Linked DNA regions of Homo sapiens: region 1 is linked to region 2. Evidence: read pairs that join two places in POLR2A ChIA-PET (ENCODE). Cell type or tissue: OCI-LY7. All regions are shown on one strand. Links, peaks and the distances in the headings refer to the core of each region. The heading gives the core; the rest is flanking DNA. Region 1 overlaps LRRK1 (leucine rich repeat kinase 1). Region 2 overlaps LRRK1-AS1 (LRRK1 antisense RNA 1).

Region 1 (10,767 bases), core at 2,466-7,465, 170 kb after region 2:
GATCTACAAAAACATAGGGAAGGTGGGAACATGTCAGGCCACACATAGAAATGCAATTGCCAAAAATCCAGACTGTGGAAAATTGCAAAGGACAAACAATATGGCTTTATCAACAAAAGAAACTGCAATGAAAAAGAAATTGAGGGAGAAAGATAGAAATTAAGAGACTTAGGAACTGTACTGTCCCATGTCCCAGCATGCAAGGGCACTGACTCAACAAACCTGCCCCAAACAAACCAGTGATAAAAACAGAGACAATGCAGGACATTTGAACACTGACTAGATATTTGATATTTTGACTTTTTTATTTATTTTGAGATGGAGTTTCACTCTTGTTGCCCAGGCTGGAGTGCAATGGCATGATCTGGGCTCACTGTAACGTCCATCTCCTGGGTTCAAGCGATTCTCCTGTCTCAGTCTCCCGAGTAGCTGGGATTACAGGTGCCCGCCACCATGCCTCGCTAGTTTTTTGTATTTTTAGTAGAGATGGGGTTTCTCCATGTTAGTCAGGTTGGTCCCAAACTCCTGACCTCAGGTGATCCACCCACCTCAGCCTCCTAAAGTCCTAGGATTACAGGCATGAGCCACCACACCCGGCCCTCTCCAGCCAAGGGTCCAGCCTGGGTCTCCCCTCTCAGAAGCCTAGCCTGTCAACAGCATGCTATTGTGGGCATACATTAACATACACTTTTAAACATACATTTAAACGTATGTTAAATGTATTTTGTTTTTTCTTTTCTAGACTTCTTAAGCTATAAGTATGGAATTGGGTTCTAAATCATCTGGAAAGAGAGAGAAGGGGGTTTACATGGATGCAGATTGGCCATGTGGGGGAAGGAGGGAGGATGGCAGAAGGTGGGTTACCTGCATGGGAGGAGTAAGTTCCAGTGCACCAGAGCACTGGAGGGGGAATCGAGTTAACAATAGTTTGTGGTCTGTTTTCAAAAAGCTAGAAGAGTGGCTTTTGCATGTTCCCAACACCAAGAAATGAAAAATGTTTGCGGTGATAGATATGCTAATTATCCTTATTTGATCATTACACATTGTATACATGTATCCAAGTATCACTCTGTATCCCATAGACAAGCACAATTATTACATGTCAACTAAAAACAAGAGGGTTAAAAAAAAGATTGCCCATGTGTGATAATTACTGAAATTGGGTAATGGGTACAAAGGGGTGCATTTTAATATTCTCTCTACTTGTGTACTGTGTTCAAAAGTTTCTGTAATAAAAAATTTTAAAAAGTGGCCGGGTGTGGTGGCTCACATCTGTAATCCCAGCACCTTGGGAGGCTGAGGCAAGTGGATTGCTTGAGCTCAGGAGTTCGAGACCAACCTGGGCAACATGGTGAACCCCCATCTCTACAAAAAAAAAAAAAATACAAAAATTAGCCAAGCATGGTGGTGTGCGCCTGTAGTCCCAGCTACTTAGGAGGATGAGGTAGGAGGATCGCTAAAGCCCAGGCTGTCAAGGCTGTAGTGAGCCGAGAGGTCGCCACTGCACTCCTGCTTGGGTGACAGAGTGAGACCCTGTCTCTAAGTAAGTAAGTAAATAAATAAAGAAATAAATAGGCTGGGCGCAGTGGCTCACGCCGGTAATCCCAGCACTTTGGGAGGCCGAGACGGGCGGATCACGAGGTCAGGAGATCGAGACCATCCTGGCTAACACGGTGAAACCCCGTCTCTACTAAAAATACAAAAAAATTAGCCGGGCGTGGTGGCGGGCGCCTGTAGTCCCAGCTGCTTGGGAGGTGGAGGCAGGAGAATGGCATCAACCTGGGAGGCAGAGCTTGCAGTGAGCTGAGATCGCGCCACTGCACTCCAGCCTGGGGGACAGAGTGAGACTCCGCCTCAAAATAAATAAATAAAATAAAATAATAAATAAATAAATAAACATTTTAAAAAAAGAAATCTAAGACAAAAATATAACATTTTAAAGTTCCACGTAGCTAAAGACTTATGAAAAGAGAAAAATGTGCCATTTTGAGTCCAGGCCTAAAAACTGTGGTTTCTGAGGCCAATAAAAAAGGGGAACTAAATAGTAGCCCTGATTCTTTGGAAGAGACGGCAATTGGTAGTAAGTTTGGGTAGGGGGCGGGAATGGGTACTTTTTATTGTATTCCCTTTTGTACTTCTTTTAAATTGTGTGTAAGTATATGATTCATCTATTAAAAATGAATAAGATAGTTTAAAAATATATTTTAAAATCCTGAACCATTATCAACTTCATGCTAAAATATTCGAAAATCTAGATTAAATGGATAACTATCTAAAAATTGTATTGCATAAAATAACTCAAGAAGAAATAGAACATTTACATAAACCTATAACCTTTAAAGACAGAGAATCAATAGTGAGACATCTACCCATTAAAAAGCACCAGGCCTGTATGGTTTTATAGGCAAAGTGATGTATTCTGCTTCTTGGAAAATATAGGACATACTTATATTATCAAACTTATGTTGGTTGAAGAAGCAAGATGCAAAAAGACTGGCATAGTATGAAAATATTTAATCCAACATTTTTAGTATGGAAACTGTTCTGAAAGGAGCAGGATTGACAAAACAGGACTCTGGTTACCCCATCCCTACCACAGCTGGACAATGAGCCAGCTGAGATGCCTCCTTCTCCCAGCTGAAGTGATAGCACCCAAGCTCAGTTTCCCATGGGTCTAGTGGCTCATCATAGAGGACTGCACATCCCACAGACCCCAAGTTGCCCCATAGAAGCAGCCAGCACCCACAGCTAGCATGCTATTGACAGGCTGGGCTCTGAGAGGGAAGACCCAGGCTGGACCCTTGGCTGGAGTAGAACCCAGCCCCATCCAGCCCTATCCAGTAGATGCCCTGGCATAGCTTCTTGTTAAAGGAGAGGCTGGGGGCCACATGCCATGCCATCTTGCAGATTCAGGCTTTGTGATTTTCTTTCTCTTAATAAAGCCTATTCCCTAATCTCAGTGGATGACATTGTGGAGTTCATGCCAACCCCTGCGCAATAGATGGTAGCCCAGGGGGAATCCACCTGGCAAGGCAGAAATGATACCATGTATTTACAGACACACACACACATACAGCCATAAAGGGTTCAGACTAACTTCAGAATAATGGCTACCCCTGGAGTTGAAGGAGAGCAGTGATCAGGGAGAGATCCAAAGGCGTTCTGGCTGTACCTGTAAGGTTTGACTTCTTAAAATATTTTCTTTGTAGCAAAAATGACAAAATAACGAATGTTGGTTAAATCTGAGTGATGGGTACATCTTTGATCCCTCCTTCCTTTACTCGTCACTCACCTAACCCGTATCAAAGCCTGCTCCTCTCACCAGGAGGTAGAGTCTATTTCCTGTGCCGGCCTAAATCTGGACTGGCCTTTGACTTGTTTTGACCCACAGGTAGTGGCCGAAGTGATGCTGTACCAGGTCTAGGCCTATGCCTTGGGAGGCCTAGAGGCTTCTGCTGCTAAACTCCAAGAATTCGGCAGTAGGCTGTAAAGAAGCTTGGGCTAGACATGCGGTGGATGAGAAGGTGTGTGGAAGAGAGAGAAGTCATGTGGAGGAGCACGGAGGGGCCAGACATGGGAGTGAAGCAAGAAGAACCACCAGCTGGGCCCTGCCTAGATTCCTGACCCACAGAAACCTGGGAAATGATCATTCGTTGTTCTTTTAAGCCAGCAAGTGATAGGGTGGTTTGTTACATACTTGTGTGTGGATACCCACACAAGTCCTGATAGCTTTATTTTGAGACCTATTCCCAGTGCATTCTCTTCCTCCCACTGCTACCCCACCATCCTGGCCCTCCTGGTGCCTTCTCTCCAGGGCTCTGGCAATAGCCTTCTAATTCCCTAAATAAAACCATGCAGCTCCTCAGATGTGTCCATCAGCCTTGGAACAAAATCTACACTCCTGCTGTGAAGGCTTTACCTCTCCAGCCCCATTTGGTGCTTCTCTCACTCTGCCCCAACTGCACAGGCCATCTTGCGGTCAGTCAAACCTACCGAGCTCATTCCCGCTGCCCAGCCTTTGCACTCACTGATGCCTTGCCAGGAGCACCATTTCCCCAGCTCCTTTACAGGACTGACCTGATTCCATTCACTTCATTCTGTGTAAATGCCACCTCCCCCCAGACACCTTCCCTGATCTCTGACCAGCAGTAGTGCCCTATGCCTGTCACTCTCCATCCCTGCAACCTGGTTGATTTCTGTCATGGCCCTGTTCACTCCTGACAGTAGAGTGCAGGTTTATTTACTGTGTTTCCCCTGCTGGAATAGAAACATCATGAGGACATTTTCCTGGCTTCCCAGAGCCCTGACCATAGCAGGCTCTGACATAGCCTGGAGTGTAGGACTAAGACCAGGCACAAGAGGGAGGGCTGAGCAGATCATTCTCTGTTATTTTCAGTATGTTCAATAAACCCTCTTCTTCCCAGCCTTCCTGTGGCTGCCTCCTTCTGGTCAACTGAGCAGACCTGAGATTCAACATCAATGTCTTACCTAATAATAAATCAAAATGGCCACACTGTGCCTCTTTTGTACATGATCTTACTCTAATGCTTCATTGAGCATCACTCTCTGGTTTTCTTCTTCCTTCCTTTTTTTTTTTTTTTTTTTTGAGACAGTTTCTTGCTGTGTCACCCAGGCTGAAATGCAGTGGTGTGATCTCTGCTCACTGCAGTCTCTGCCTCCTAGGCTCAAACAATCCTCCCACCTCAGCACCCCCAAGTAGCTGGGACCACAGGTGTGTGCCTCCACGACCGGCTAATTTTTTTTTTTTTTTTTTTTTTTTTTGTAGAGATGGGGTTTTGCCATGTTGGCCAGGCTGGTCTCAAACTCCTGAAGTCAAGTGATCCACTTGCTTGGCCTCCCAGAGTGCTGGGATTACAGGCATGAGCTACCTTGCTCAGCTCTCTTGTTCTTTGCTGTCTACTTTTCCTGCTACAACTGGAAGCCCTGTAAGGGCAGAGGCCACACTCCTGCTGTGTCCCCAGCATCTGGAACAGTGTCCTCCACAAGTGGATGCCTAAGAATGGTTGAAATAATCATGCTGAATTAATAAAGACAAACACAAAGCTGGGGCTTAGAAGAAATGTAGAGAATGCAGAGGTCATTAAAAAGAACTTCAAAAATAAGTGCCAGTGAAAAATATTTTTCTGCCAGCATTTTCACTGACTTAGTATCCTAGGAAGTTGCTTTCTATGTAATTTATAGACATTCTTTGCCTATAAAGTCAGCTGACTGCAAATTTCCCTAATAATGCTTTGAATCATATAATTATTGATTTGTCTGGAATTCACTGTAAAATATTGGTTTCAATACATGATTTTGACATCTTAAATAAATAAATAAAAATTAACTGAGAAGATAAGACTGACACCAAAATAAAATAAAATAAATGGCAATTAGGATCCTCTGGGAAATTCAAGAAAATACTGTGTACAAAACACAGGAGCACAACGCTATGAAAATAAACAACCAAGAACAGGAAAGAGTTTTGGAAATTAAGACTGAGTTCCAAAATGAAATGTTCAATAGACAGGTTAGAAGATGAAGTCAAGCAAATCTTTTTTTTTTTTTTTTTTTTTTTTTTTTTTTTGAGATGGAGTCTGGCACTGTGGCCCAGGCTGGAGTGGAGTGGTGTGATCTCAGCTCACTGCAACCTCTGCTTCCCAGGTTCAAGCGATTCTCATGCCTCAGCCTCCTGAGTAGCTGGGACTACAGGTGTGTGCCACCATACCCGGCTAATTTTTGTATTTTTAGTAAAGACGGGGTTTCGCCACGTTGGCCAGGCTGGTCTGGAACTCCTGACTTCAAGTGATCTGCCCACCTCAGCCTCTCAAAGAGCTGTGATTACCAGTGTGTTACTGGACCTGGTCAAAAGTTTATAAACATTAAGAAAAAGAACAACAGTTGGAAAATGTGAGCGAAAAGATAAGCAACCTGTATCTTAATTAATAGGAGTTCCAGAAAAACAAACAAAACAAAACTATAGCGAAAGCAGAAGAGAAAAATATTATCAAAGAAAATACAAGAAATGTCCCATGCATGAAAGGGATACATGCTTGGCCCACCCAGTGCCAAGCAGCAGGAATGGAAGAGGACCCTCACCCAGGTCTTTCGTTGGAAAATTTTGGAAGACCAAGCACACAGGGAAGATTCTGAAAGCTTCTGAAAGGGAAAACCAGGTCACCACAGGGCAGTGAGAATCACACCACATCAGAGGACAAGGGAGAAGGTTCCAAAGGCAGAGGATTCCAATTGAGATCGCAGGAGAGGGCAAAATAAAGATGCCCTCAGGAACACAGAGTCTCCTGCAGGAGCCTCCCAGGAGGCCTTTCTTAGGCATTTTCTTGCTGATGCATTCCAATTAAATAAAGGTGCAAAGTAAGAGTCCTGGGTGGGAGGCGGGAGGCCGATGGAGGTAGCAGGGAAGGGGGTGATTCTCATCTCCAGGGCTCCACAGAACACTGGGTCTCCAGGCACTCGTCATCACGAAGGGAACATGTCATTTAAAGTCACAAATGTAACCTAGGGATGAGTCAGCCCCAAAAGAATGAAATGCAGAGGGAGCAGCAGATAGATGGGGTGCAAAAGGGAAGGAAATATTCATTTATTATGGCAGGAAGTCAACAGGCACTGTTTCAACGGATCAGCAATAGAGAGGTGCAGGCATCTTCTTTACATTGAGAAATGATAATTACCTGAAGAACTAAAACCAGAAACAGGAAATAACAACTCTTTTGGGAAGTTGACACTGGGGCAGGGCCTTGTTGCTTTTCCTATATTATAGTCCCTTCTGTCTGACAGCCTTCATTAACCAGGGGTATGCCTTCCTTTGATAATTTTTAATGTGCTTGTTCTGTGATCCCGCCATTCTGCTGGGGCATATGCAGTAATATTCAACTCTTAGAAGCAAAAGGTAGAAAGAATCTAAAGACCCTTTAATAAGACATTGATGAAAGATGGTTGGATTCACACCAGATGTGGTGCATATAGAGGGAACTCTGAGACATCCTCAAGGGAAAAAAGTTGTACAATAGTATGTACAACTGAATATGCATGTAAAACCAGAAATATATACAAAGATAACCATACATGTGCTTTGGAAGAGGTTAGGAAGAAAACACACTCAGGCCAGGTGCTGTGGCTCACGCCTGTAATCTCAGCACTTTGGGAGGCCGAGACGAGTGGATCACTTGAGGTCAGGAGTTCCAGACCAGCCCGGCCAACATGGTGAAACACCATCTCTACTAAAAATACAAAAATTTGCTGGGCGTGGTGGCGAGTGCCTGTAATCCCAGCTACTCAGGAGGCTGAGGCAGGAGAATCGCTTGAACCCTGGAGGTGGAGGTTGCAGTGAGCCGAGGTTGCGCCATTGCACTCCAGCCTGAATGACAAGAATGAAACTCCGTCTCAAAACAAACAAACAAACAAAAAGAAAACACACTCAGCTAACAGTGATTACCCATGGGCATGATGGAAAGGGGGCCAAGAATAACTGTGGCTTTCTCTTATCATGTCAATCCACTGTGTGAATTGTGGAATTCCATATAAATAACTTTTTTCTTAACCTTCAGGGAGGAGTCAGGCACCAGGAGAATGCTCATAGTGCACTGTCAGGCAGCGGTTCTTCGCTTGCTTCTTATTTTTGAACCCGTGGGTGCTGGTGAAGGTTGCACAGAGACTGGAGTGACGGCCCACTGGAGCCATTTTTGCCTGGAAGCTGGGGTGGGGGCAGAATGACTGGAGGAGCCCTGCCCTGGCCTCCCGCGCCAGCCCCACCAGCAGATCGAGGCCCTGAACCTTCCATCTCTAACCCTGCAGGTGTGGGCCACCTGTGACCACCCACTTGCCTCTCTGAGTTCACACGGCTGTGTCAAGTCCAAACTAAGCTGCTAACAGGAACTTCAGAGAGCCATTCCTGTCCACTTACATTCAATTTCTAACCTCAAATTTGCATCGTAACATGGCTTCATATTTAAAATAATCGATTAAGATGTTCTCTGCCTTTAAATATCTCTGAGTCACTGAAAAGTTCAAAGTGTCACGTAAGTTATTTTTGTTCTCGGTTCTCCTGAAACGACCAGGTAGGTGATTTTAAGCCAACATTTGGCAATGTGCCACGGCCCCTGGGTGCTGGATGTTGAATGGAGGATGAGAGGATGTCGCCAGGCACAACCCCAGCAGCATTAGCAAAAGGAACTGCAATCCTCAAAAGTTCTTTACAGTTGAAAATACAAGTTCTGATTAATGTGTGCTTCTTTGTGCAGCATGGGGGTGATGAGCTCAGGAAGGACTCTATTGCTTGAGATATGTGTTTCTGTTCGGTTTTCTCGTTTCTTTTTTATGACAAATGTCACCCAATAAGTAGCAAGATGGCTAAGTGGAATCTGGACAAACTGAACCCAAGGGTGGCCTGAATAGTGAAGGGACTCAGAATTGGGACTTCCAAAGAATAATAGCAGCTTCTTATTTTCATTCATCAAACTTTCCAAAAATGTGCGTGCAATTCACACACTCAAGTTTAGACTTACATGGCATTGGGAGTGGTGGGAGGGCTCCATTCCCAGAGAACTAAAGAATTTCATAAAAATCCCTAGTGATGGCTCCTTCAAAGTCTGACTCAGGCAAACCAGGAGGGGTGAAAATCCTTGTCGCTCTGCACAGGGGCCTGGGGAGGCCCACATGGACATCTCCCTGCTCTCAGGCTACTGATCTCTTCATGGGGGCCAGGGCAGATGGCTGGTAAGAAAATCTTCTCTCTTGGTGGCTGAATGCATGCCAAGTGAGCCTGGGCTGCTCCCTAGCAAGCACAGAGGCCACCAGATAGGGCTGCCCTGCACACCCCACATAAAGGAGGCCAAGTCAGGAGCAAGTGTGGGGTGGGGGAGGCCAGGGAGGGGGTGAGGACTGGGGCTCTGGTGAGCTACCACATTCAGGCTTGGGCCACCTAGGATGGGGTGGATCAGTGGGGGTGCTCCTGAAAGCCGGTCCACGGCAGGGTGGGGAAGCAGGTAGGGGCAGCTCTCCCTGTGGACCCAGGTGTGTATGGCCTAATAATTAGCCCACAGACAGACTGAGAAGTCAAAAAACTCTTGGATATCCAAGCGGAACGTGTAAAGTTGCCGGCGGCCTGTCCGTGGGATGGCTTACTCAGCCTAAAAAGGAATCTGCAGGGAGGGCAACACATCTGCTTTTAGTGACTCCAAGAAATGGGTTAAGGGATTCCGATCTGTCTAAATGAATAAAGCCTGGTGCAAAGAGAGCCCCACAGCATCCACTTCCTACCAGAGCTGCCCACAGAAAGGCTGGCGTTGTTTGCTAGGGAGTCAGCTCCCCATTGCTAGAAGTAAGCAAGCACATTCCAGACAAGTAACCAGGAGAAGATCTAAGCCTCAGGTTAAAACGAATGTTCAAAGGCTCATCAAGGGCCTGGAGCATCTGTAGCTGGCCTCTGCTTTGTAAGCATGAAGCACAGCTGTGCTAACTGCCACCTGCATGGATGGACGCACACAGCCACCTCGCCTGCCACCTGGGCCACCAATCAGCTTCCCTGTCCTTCTCCTCACTCATTAAAAGATTCCTGACCAGACGTGGCTGTGCTCCCTGGAGGGGCTGGTGAACTCCTGCAGCCAGGCTGGAATCTCCTTCCCTGCAAGGCCCTGCCTGCCCTGTTTCCTGTGGCTCTCACGGTGTGAACACAGCCCAGCACGTTCAGGCAGGAATCCAACAGGAGGAACAGGTCAGAGATGTGGGCTGGCTCATCACTGGGGATCTGTCCCTCGTAGACTTTCCTGCTGTGGCCTGACAAGAAGGCTGGCTGCCACCCTAGAGGCTCTTCCTAATTTGATCTATTTCCTAGTTCTATTTCTGGAAGGCAGGAAGAGACCCTACTTGAGCAAACCTCTTAGCTCCTATATTAAGGAGTTGTATTTCAAATACAGATTCGCAAAAGCCAAAGGAGAAAAAAACAAGACATTGGAAGTAGCCATGAAACAACCTGGGATTTGAAGAACTTCTGGAATGTTCCTTCTCCTCCTTTGGTCCATGCTGGGTCCGGTGGTGGGCAGTGCTCTGAGAGGTGTGTGACTGTGGCAGGGCTTTCAGGACCGAAGCGACGGCCACTCACAGAGAGCTGGGGGGGCGAGCCACTGCCTGGGTGATGTCTGCTCAAGTTCCACCCACCCTCCGCAATCCAGAAGTCTTCCCAAGTATTCTCCACCTGAATTATGTGGAAGTTTCCTGACTTCTCTACTTTCCAGGACAGCTCTCCTTGGCTGGCGGGACTGGTTTTTCCACTCTGGCTGGTGTCAGACATACTCAGAAGAATGAACATCTAATGACATGTTTGTCAAAGTAATGCGCGTCCTGCAGCCCATGCCCAGCATCTCATTGACAGCTGCTCTGTCAGCTGGCAAACTCTACGCCCATCAAAGCTTTCCAACCATTCCTCTTGCACCGCAGGCGAGCTGACTGCTGCTGGTGCTAATGAGGTTGAGATTGTCACACACCTTCCTGGGACACAATTGTGTTGCACAAACACACAGCGGGCCGCACGGCAGGGCAGACACACACAGACCCCAGCCTCACACCAGCTGGGCAAAGCCCCCCACATCCAGGGGCTTTGAAAGGATTAACCATTGTAAACAAACATGAGCTGAGGTCACGCAAGTCACAACAGGTAGGGGGTGTGAAAAGGCGTGCCTAGTACACAAATAAAAAATTAAAAATACCATTACCCCAACACCCAAGAGTAGACACTCTTTTTTAAAGTGT
Region 2 (10,767 bases), core at 3,198-8,197:
GGCCTCGAGCAGCTGCTACTGAGCCCCGGCACCTCCCTCACAGTCCAGATATTTCCAAGCTGTTCCTGCGTCCCTGGCTATCCTTCAGTGACCTCAGCCAGGATGGAAGATAAACCAGCCACTGAACACGCATCCCTGGGACCACAGCACCTGGCCAGCCTGAACCACACAGCGATGGGTCTTGGGCCTTCATTCCTGGGACCCCTCACCTGGTCAAAAAGGAGGTGGCTCCTCAAAGTTAGGGGCCCTCCAGGCTGTGGTGAAAGGCTGCTTCATGAATTGTGCACGAGGCCATATAGAGAGGGGATAATTCCGTGGTGGTAGAGATAGGGGCCTCGCATTAGAGGGCCTCGCTTTTCAAGATATTTAGAAACGCAACGGCTTATTTTTGGGAAAGAAATTTTCAAAAGTCCTGGGTGTAAATAAGTAAATAAATAAAGCTAAAAATGGTCTCCAAGCCTTGGAGTGGCCCGATGGGCCTTCCCTGAGATTGTCCACATGTGGGTGGGCTCTTTGTGCTAGTTAACAAAGCAGTCAGTTCCCTCGTTGTTACCATCTGTGTTAGTCCGTTTTGCATTGCTATAAAAGGATACCTCCGAATGGATAATTCACTAAGAAAAGAAGTTTATTTTGGCTCATGGCTCCGTAGACTGTATAAGCAGGGCACCAGCATCTACTCAGCTTCTGGTGAGGCCTCTGGAAGCTTACAGTCACGGTGGAAGGCAAAGGGGGAGCAGGTGTGTCACATGGGGAGAGAGGAGCAAGAGAGATGCCAGGCTGTTTTAAACAACCCCTTATCAAATGAATGAATCCAATGAGTGAGTGAGAACTCACTTGTCACCAATGGGTGGTGCTCAGCCATTCATGAGGGATCCATCCCCGTGACCCCAACACCTCCCACCAGGCTCCAACGCTGGGAATCCAACACCAGGGACCACATTCCAACATGGAATTTGGAGGGGACACACATCTAAACACATTACCATCAGTACTATTTTTGTGGACTACATGCACTCATGCCTTGACTCCTGACTTCCGTGGGCTGAAAGTACAGCAGCATTTTTTTTTTTTTTTTTGAAACAAGGTCTTGCTCTGTCACCCAGGCTGATGTGCAGTAGTGTGGTCCTGGTTCACCTCTGCCTCAATCTCCCCAGGCTCAGGTGATCCTCCCACCTCAGCAATTTTTAAAAATTGCATAAACATTGTCACCTTGCATCATGAAGACAATAAGTGACTTTAACATTTCTGTTTGCTGGGCACAGTGGCTCACACCTGTAACCCCAGCACTTTGGGAGGCTGAGGTGAGCGGGTTACCTGAGGTCAGGAGTTCAAGACCAGCCTGGCCAACACGGTGAAACCCCATCTTTACTAAAAATACAAAACTTAGCTGGGCGTGGTGGCATGCACCTGTAATCTCAGCTACTTGGGAGGCTGAGGCAGGAGAATTGCTTGGACCCGGGAAAAGGAGGTGGCAGTGAGCCTGTCTCAAAAACAAGCAAACAAAAAACGCATTTCTGTCGTTGTTATAGTGTGTGTGTGTGTGTGTGTGTGTGTGTGTGTGTGTGTGTGTGTTTTGAGACACAGTTTCACTCTCTTACCTAGGCTGGAGTGCAGTGGTGCCATCTCAGCTCACTGCAACATCCACCTCCCAGGTTCCAGCGATTCTCCTGCCTCGGCCTCCCGGGTAGCTGAGACTACAGGTGGGCACCACCGTGCCTGGCTAATTTTGTATTTTTAGTAGAGATAGGGTTTCACCATGTTGGCCAGGCTGGTCTTGAACTCCTGACCTCAGGTGATCCACCCACCTCAGCCTCCCAAAGTGCTGGGATTACAGGCAGGAGCCACTGTACCCGGCCGTCATTGTTGTCATAATGTGTGTGTAGTAAATTTCAGAAGAAAGAGAAAAGCAGTCACAACACCGGCATCCCCAGGCAACCATTTCCATGTTACGCTTTTCTTTGTTGTGATCTTTATAATTATTTCTTTAACAGGCAGGAGTAACGTGGGTGTCCAGAGCGGCCGTGGGCAGCCAGTGTGGATGCAGAGTGGGGGTAGACAGGTACGTGGACACTCAGGGACCAAGGTCCATCAGTAGCCCCTGGGGATCAGGAGGTAGGAGCCAGAAAGCGTGTCACCTCATGGGGGGATGAGGCAACTGACACACAGGGGCTGTGGGGAGACCCCCAGGGGCAGGCTGGCTTCTGCTGCTGAGCTGGACCTGTTAGGGGCTCCACTCCTAGCACTGGAGGCTTATTGTGGAGCTTCTGATGAATCCTCAGACCGAAGAGCTCCTGGTCTCTTGAGAGTCTCATTGGTGGTAAGTGGCAGGAATCGTTTACCATCAATGATAAGAAGCCCAGCCCACACCAGCTTAAGAAGAAAGGGCAATTTGTTGCCTCACATCACTGAAAAGCCCTGGGGCAGCACCAGCACTGTCGGAGTTGGGGTCTGAAGGCTATCGGCAGGCCCCTGCGCGGGTCGCACTCTTGGGAAGGCCTCCCCTTCCAGCAGCTACAGGCATACAGACCCCTCCGTGGAAGGGGAAAAGGATTAACTGATTGTGGAGGCCTGCGTCACAAGCCTATCAGCGCGGCTGGCTCTAACAAACTGCAGTAGACTGGGGGACTTAAACAAAAACCCCTTATTTCTCACAGCAGAGGCTGGGAAGTCTGAGATCAAAGCACCAGCAGGTCTGACATCTGGTGAGGGCCCACTTCAGGTTCACAGATGGCTGCTTTCTCTCTGTCCTCACATAGCAAAGAGAGAGATGAAGCAAGCTCCCTGGTGTCTCTTCTGATAAGGGCACTAATCCCACCATAAGGGGCTCCACCCTCGTGACCTTATCACCTCCCAAGGGCCCCACCTCCTAAGCCCAAGCCACTGGGGATTAGGGTGTCAATGTATGAATTTGGGAAAGACACAAACATTTAGTCCATAGCAGACACCCAGAACAAAATACAACCATTGGCTGGCTCAAACAGCAGAGAAATTCGTTTTCCCACAATCCTGAAGGCCAGAAGAAATCAAGGAGTTCACCTAGAGATCAAGGTGCTGGCAGGGGTGGTTGTTTCTCAGGCCCCTCTTATTGGCTGGGAGATGACTGTCTTCCTCTGGGTCCTCACGTGGTCTTCCCTCTGTGAGTGTCTGTGTCCTAATCTCTTCTTCTTATAAGGACAGCAGTCATATTGGATTAGGGCCCACCTATGTGACCTTGTTTTATCTTAATTACCTCTTTAAAGACTATATCAACCAGATATGGTTACATTCTGGGGTTCTGGAGGTTAAGATTTCAACATGTGAATTTTGGAGGAAGACAATTCAGTCTGCAACAGAAGATAAAGTCCCCGGCCCTAGGGGACCGGGGGTGGGGGTATGTGGGGGGAATGGTATCAGCTGCCTTTGATCACACCCTCACTGTCGGCCAGGAAAGGTGTCAATTGCTTCTCATATGTATGGTCATGATGGGGAGAAAGGTTGGCCTCTGCCAAGTGTCGAATGGTGGCTCCCATGAAGACATGTCCACATCCGAATTCCTGGAAACCTGAGGATGTGATCTCGGTTGGAAAAAGGGCCTTACAGATGTAATCAAGTGAAAGGTCTTGAGACGAGACCATTCTGGGTTACTGGGTGGGCCTTAAACCCAAGGACGAGTGTCTCCATAAGAGAAGAGGAGACACAGACACACAGAGGAGAAGGCCATGCAACTGCAGAGGCAGAGATTGGGGCAATGCAGCCACAGGGAACACCTGAAGCCACCAGATGCCGAAGCGGCAAGGGCCAACTCTCCCGCAGCGCCTCTGGAGGGGGGCATGGCCCTGGGACCCCTCAAGCTGGAATTTCTGGCTCCATCATTGTTTTGAGTCTCCAAGTTTGTGGTGATTTATTGTGGCAGCCCCCAGAAACGAATACAGCCCCTGAAAGTTAAATCATTAAAATATTTGAACAAAGTGTGGGTGATTCAATGGAACTGAACTCTGGGATTGCCTGTCAGGTTGAAGTCAGCCAGCACTTCCATCCAGCGAGGCAGGACGGGAAGAGGATGATGAGTTAGTAGGAGGAGAAGGTTTGGTGCAGAGAGGGGCAGCAGCCTGCAGAGGTGGGTTGCAGAATCCGGAGGTTTTGTGGGAGAGTCCCCAAATGTTTTGTTCATTTTCATTTTTCATTTATCATATACTTCTAACTATTTGCAAGATGTCCTGAGCCACACGAAGGCAGGCACACATGCACTTGCTCCTTTCTCTCTCTCTCTCACACACACACACACACTCTCTCTCTCTCTCTCTCTCACACACACACACACACACTCTCTCTCTCTCTCACACACACACACACACACTCTCTCTCTCTCCCCCCCGCCCCTCTCTCTCACCCCTCTCATTCTTTCTCTCTCTCTCTTTTTTTTTAAGACAGAGTCTCGCTCTGTCACCAAGGCTGGAGTGCAGTGGCATGATCTCGGCTCACTACAAGCTCCGCCTCCCGGGTTCACGCCATTCTCCTGCCTCAGCCTCCCGAGTAGCACCACGCCCGGCTAATTTTTTGTATTTTCAGTAGAGACAGGGTTCCACCATGTTAGCCAGGATGGTCTCGATCTCCTGACCTCGTGATCCACCTGCCTCGGCCTCCCAAAGTGCTGGGATTACAGGCGTGAGCCACCACGCCCGGCCTCATTCTTTCTCTCCCTTAATCTCACTCTCACTCCTACTCACACACATTCAGTGTGACCAACTACTTATAAATTTGAACTTAAATCATTGACTTTGCTGCTAGTTAACTCGATTTAGTGCAAACCTTAGAATAAAGCTGTTTTCATCCCTGTGACAAAACTGTTAACAATTGTTACCATTGAGAGCTAATTGTCTTTGTGAATCAAAACTTCCTTAATGTTCTAAAACAAGAAAAAAATGCAAAAATAAACTGGAAACAAGGCTGATGTAAATCCACCCACCATAAACTTCAGTGTTTAATGTCACCCCTGCCATGATTTGGACTCGAATACATATCATTCTTAAAGAAACACAGCCCAGATAGTAATTCCGATGTTATTTACACCTTTCCAAAACAGCTATTTGGCCTCCAGATATTTTTGCTAAAATCTCCAAGTGTGTTCCTATTTTTTAACGCTGAAATCCGAGGGGAACCTGGTAGGTGGCATTCTCTATGGAATATACCCTGCCCCCACCCTCATTATTTTCTTTCCCTTTGAAGACAGAAAAAGAAAACTGACCTCTTTGGCTTTTGTCCTTTGACTGAGAGCAGGGGAGCATGGCAGCTGTACAACTCCTCTTGTTAATAATTTTAACCCTGCCCGTCACGGTTATACAGTTGAATACATGAGATCCATTTACACCCATAAACTACTGCTTTGGTCTATTTTATAGACTAGCAATATGTGTCATAAAAGGGAGGGGGTCACTATTAACTGTAAACTTAAAAACCCACTGGCATGGAAAGAGGAAGTCCAGGCAGTTAGTGGCTGTCTGGATTTATCCATCAGGTCCAAGGGGATGAGGCTAGATTAGGCCCTAACTTTCATGGCGTTCCCCCCTTGTCTGCAGTCTGCAGCCCCCAAAACTCCTCAACCCCTGAGATCCCCTCTGAGGCCCATCAGGTGCCATTCCAATGACTCAGCTTTCTGGAAATTCCAGCCAGAAATCCTTCTGGGGGAATCCATTCATTTAGCTCCTTGAAAAGGCACCTCTCAAAGTAAATTAACAATTTGGCAGTTCTGTTTCAACACTGAAGTCTGCTGTGAGTTTGATCACATGAGTCAGGTTCCCCAAGTCTTCCAAGAGCCATGGGACATTTGCCTGTGAAATGCCAGCCCGGGGCTTCCTGGCGAAAACCCAGATCATCACCATTCCTTGTCATCTCTCATCAGGGTGACATCGGATGATAAACAGTATAAGCGTCAGGATTAGTTTGTCAAGAGTAGGACATTTGGAGCCAGGCAATGTGGCTCATGACTATAGTCCCAGCCACTTAGGAGGCCAAGGCTGCAGGATCACTTGAGGCTAGGAGTTCAAGACCAGCCTAGGCAACATAGCTCGACCCTGTGTCCACAAAAGGAAAAAAAATTAGCTGGGCATGGAGGTGTGTGCCTGTAGTTCCAGCTACTTGGGAGGCTGAGGAGGGAAGATAGCTTGAACCCAGGAGTATAAGGCTGCATTGAGCTATGATTTGCGCCCTTGTACTCCAGCCTGGGCAGCAGAGTGAGACCCCATCTCTTTAAAAGAGTGGGGATATTTTGGTACAAGCCATCTGGCTTCAGGTAAACCCCTGCCAGGGTGTGGCCTGTGGAAGGCGGGACAGTCAGCTCACGTTCTGGAAGGCCACACCAGTGAGTGCCAACTGTGGTGACATCCGACTCATGAAGGGTTTGTGTGGTTTGGGACACCACTTAGTGGAGGATTTCTTTTTGAATCTGGACCCCTGCTAGTCTCATCCCAAGACTGGCTGTTAAGGAGGCGCTTGCCATGCCATTGCGGGGAATGTCACTAGGTTCTGGGTGACGAGGGGTGAGTCCTGTGCTTGCACATGAGGATACTCTGTTTGTCACTTGGTTCTGGGTGACGAGGGGGTGATTGCACACGAGGATACTCTGTAGGCACCAATTCTGTAAGTAAAGCTGGAGTGTAGACGGGTGACCCAAGGCTGACTGGTTTCCGGATTATGACAGGGAAAAAAAAGTGCTTAAGAAAGCTTGGGATAGCTGCACATTCTTTCCCAGCATTATGACAAGTGCAATCAACATTTGCTGCCTAAAACCTGGCTGCAGCCCTGGACCATCTGTGGGACGGGGCAGCTGCCATGTTGCCACTTGCTCATCTGACTTTGTATTGGTCGGTGGCTCCAAAATGCATCGGAAAGTGAAGTTGCCTTTCATTTGGAACTGATGCGGATGCCTACTCAGCTCCTGTTAGGGCGTGGGCTTTGAAGGGAGCTAAGAAATTCTCTAATGTTGGCAAAAAGTCCATATTCTAATTAGTGTTCAAAGTAGATAGTAGCCCTTTCCAAGCAAAAATCTCCTGTCCTGGAGGAGAAGGCCTTATCAGCCTGGATGTCTTCTCCCATTTCTAACCATTTTGGAAAGTAATGACGATGCGTGCTTTAAATTTATCAGAGGATCTTCCAAAGGTGCAAATGCAATTTGTGGGCATGGGGACTGTCACTCTGGAGTCCTCTGTGTCCCGCCTGGGAGAGTGTTCTGGGCTTTGTGGTTTGAAGGGCATGGTTCCAGCAGTGGTGCCTGTGTCACCTCCTCCCACTCCACACCCAGGGCAGACATCACCAGCCGATCACAGCATCTCTTCCCCAACCCACACCCGCTTCCCAACACCTTGCTTCGGGCAGCACTCCCAGTGACTCTTGCCTGTTTGTCTCTCTGGGCTTATTATTCAACAATTATCAAGTGCTAGGCACTGAAATGGTGCTGGGAATGCAATGGTGAGGCAAAGGAGAAAAAGCGTCGGCTCTGGTGTTGTTTATAGTCTACGAGGGGCTGATGTGGCAAGGGGACCACAGGAACAAATGTACAATTACGCCAGAGGTAGGACAGGCATGCTGCTGGGAGAACTCATTCTGGGGACATTGAGAGGAGAGACAGTTGGGTTCTGGAGGGTGGAGGGGGGAGTGTGAGTGGGAGCTCCGGAAGGGGCGCCTGGCAGCGGGGGGAGGAAGGTTGTCCAGTGTGGCTGTGGCACAGCTGGCCTACAGGTCTTTTTATTTTTTTTTTTTTTGAGACAGAGTCTTACTCTGTTGCCCAGGCTGGAGTGTAGTGGCGTGATCTTGGTTCACTGCAACCTCCACCTCCTGGGTTCAAGCAATTCTCCTGCCTCAGCCTCCCGAGTAGCTGGGGTTACAGTCATATTCCACCATGTCTGGCTAATTTTTATATTTTTAGTAGAGATGGGGTTTCGCCATGTTGGCCAGGCTGGTCTTGAACTCCTGACCTCAGGTGATCCACCCACCTTAGCCTCCCAATGTGTTGGGATTACAGGTGTGAGCCACCGCCCCTGACCAACCTATGAGTTTTGAGCGCTAAGACATCAGACCAGACAGGGCCTTGCAGGCCACACTGAGGCTCGTGGGCATCACTGAGAAGGAGCAAAGCAGCCCCTGGTGTCTAGGAGCTGGCCAGGCCCCTAGAGCTGGGCCTTGTGTTGTTAGGAGCTGTCCTGGCACTCCCAGCCCTGCCCTGCTGTCCTCACAGAGCACCAACAAGGTCCCCTGCAACCGTTGGGAAGTGCAACAAGGCCACCCTGCAGTCGTGTCTAAGCACAGACAAAAGCCAGGTCACAGTGCAAGCCAACAGCAGCAGATGCCCTCTCTGGGTTAAACTGAGTGAGGCTGCTTCCTTCCCTGCTGTGGGCTGCCCTCCCTGCAGATAAGATGTATAGGGGTGTCCCATCAGAGGCCTGTCCCCGCTCCTTGAGAGCACCCAATCTAGAGCAAAGCCTACTTCTTTGAACCCACCTCAAAGTCACCATTCTCTGTGGAGGCACCCCATGGCTGCCAGGGGTGGGGGCATCCTCCTGTTCAGCCTGCACCTGTTCAGCCACCGGTGATGTTCACAAGGAGCCCAGGGTTGGGGAAGGGGTGATGTTGCCATCTTCTCTTTTCTCTCATCCTCCTCTTGCTCAGGTCTGACCCCTAGTGAAGGGGCAGTGTGGGAGAGGAGGGGACGCAGCTGGGAGGATGCGACCTGACCACTGCCCTCCTGGTGATCCGGCATGGGTTCCCTGAGACCCAACAGGCTGCTTCCAAATGATCCTCATTTCTGGGCACTGAGCTCTCCAGGAGGTGCTCCACTTCACACTCCCTGGGGACAGTCATGCTGACTGTCCTTGACCTGGTGAACTCATTTCCTTAAGGGCTGGTGCCTCGAGCCTCCCTCTAGCTGGGTCCTCGGGCCCCCCTACAGCTGTCCAGGCTGTGTGGCCCACAGCACTCAACTTTTGGTTTGACTTTGGCAATGCGCCTAGCCTTACCTTCACTCTGCCATCCCAGTGCTGGCTGGGGATGGCCAGCTTTTATTTCCTTATTTGTCCCCTCCCATGTTCCATTTTTATCCTATCAGAATGCCCTTTTTTCAATCCTCCCTTAGATTGGCTACTTTTAGGATCCTGCTAATTGGTGTGTTTTACAGAGTGCAGATTGGTGCATTTTACAATCCTCTTGCTGGCTACAGAATGCTGATTGGTGCGTTTTACAGAGCACTGATTGGTGCATTTTACAATCCTCTTGCTAGCTACAGAGCACTGATTGGTGCGTTTTACAATCCTCCTGTAGGACAGAAAAGTTCTCCAAGTCTCTGCTCCACCCAGGAAGTCCAGTTGGCTTCACCTCTCACCAGCTGTGTGCCAGACCATCGGGCATCCTCAGGAGGGGTGGATCCGTGGTGTGTCCAGTGCTGCAGGGGAGCAATAGTGAGATTTGTGGGGGTCCTCACAGAGCCCTGTTTATGCGATTGGAGATGGGGAGGGAAGCGCTGTCTGCTCTCCTTCAATGTGGGGCAGCTAGAGCGCTTCCCTAAAATCCGCTCCTCATCCCCAACAACCCCTGAAGCTTTATTTCCCCACTGCGGGTGAGGAGGCTGGGAGGCTGCGGGGTCCCAGCCTGGAATGTGGAATCGCTTGTGGGGCTGCTTCCGAGGAAACTTCCACAGCGTGTGCCCGCACCAGGCTCTCAGAGCTTCTGGCACACAGCTGTTCGGTCCCGAGCTGGTCAGTCTCGGGTGGTCTAGGGGCAGGAGGGGGACCCCAGGACTCTCATCCTTCCTTTCCACCTGTATCCCTCAGCGGGATCCTGCTTCCCCCGGGTCTTGAAACCGGCTGGGAATGAATGAGCTTGGCCCGGCCTGCCTTCGGGTAATTAATACTCATCTCCGGAGGGGCCTGAGGACCAGAGGTTTGCATCGTCTCACTTCCCCTGGCACCGAGGGCCCCAGCCGTCATGGTGGAGGGGCGCTCCGGAGCGAGCTTTGTTCGTGGGATCTGGCCAAGCAACGAGCCATGGAGCCTGTGTCTGACAGCTTCCCTGGTGAGGTGAGGCCGTGAGGGTCACCATTGCCCTGGAGCCTGTGTCTGACAGCTTCCCTGGTGAGGTGAGGCCGTGAGGGTCACCATTGCCCTGGAGCCTGTGTCATCCCTGGTGTGAGGCCAGCGAGCCCTGACTGTCCTCCTGACAAGAGTGACCATTTAGGCCGAGGGAACAGGACCTCCCAACCCCTCGACAGTGGCTAAGCAGGCTTCCAACTCCCCCTGCCAGGCTGCCCCCTCTGCTGGCAGAGGAAGCTGTGCCAAGGCCCAGCCACGGGGCAGCCTGCAGATTCTGATGGCATCCACTTAGAAAGGGGCTTCTCCCAGCCAGGGACCCGCATGACTGGGAGGCAGAGGCCAGCTTTCTGCTGGGAAGTTCAGCCAGATCAGGCTTGAAGCCTTTCACTGAGTCCCGAGAGAGACCCTTTGCCCCCAGCCCTGAGTGTAGGATTCCTGTTCTCATGTGGATTCTCTTCCAGAGGAATCTGGAGAGAGGCCTGGAGTTGGAGCCTCCGCTGTTTGGTCCCAGGTGAGCCTCTTAGCCTCTGAGCTTCAATTTTCTTATTGACAAAATGGGCCACAGGCAACCAATGTGTGTTGAGCAGCTGCTGGATTCCCGGCACCGAAGCTGCGACTCTCTCGCCTCTGGCCTTCAATGGTCACCAGCACCATGGCTGCCACACAGGCATCGATTATGCTGGGGGCCCCGGGCTGGCCCCACGCTGACTTG

The links. ChIA-PET counts read pairs that join two places held together with the same protein. Peaks named below come from ENCODE experiments on the same cell type or tissue, not always from the same donor. Only the 100,000 strongest peaks of a DNase experiment are listed, where the experiment ranks them.
Region 1: POLR2A ChIA-PET joins it to region 2 with 7 read pairs; 2 of 35 experiments call an interaction of 5 or more read pairs at or near these places.

The regions. Positions count from the first base shown.
Region 1 is chr15:100,928,642-100,939,408 of GRCh38, reverse strand. The region is part of intron 2 of LRRK1 (leucine rich repeat kinase 1); the gene reads right to left. Among named protein-coding and RNA genes, the nearest start is that of LRRK1, 15 kb to the right of the region's middle. RefSeq lists an enhancer at 9,138-10,091. In OCI-LY7, for the core only: CTCF peaks have their summits at 4,199 and 4,403 (motif pointing left); DNase peaks (open chromatin) are centred at 4,568 and 6,698; H3K4me3 peaks cover 3,234 bases; H3K27ac peaks cover 5,000 bases.
Region 2 is chr15:101,100,300-101,111,066 of GRCh38, reverse strand. All of the region lies in intron 1 of LRRK1-AS1 (LRRK1 antisense RNA 1), which reads left to right. Among named protein-coding and RNA genes, the nearest start is that of LRRK1-AS1, 46 kb to the left of the region's middle. RefSeq lists enhancers at 7,823-8,609, 8,610-9,397. In OCI-LY7, for the core only: no CTCF peak of the experiment used is centred there; no DNase peak of the experiment used is centred there.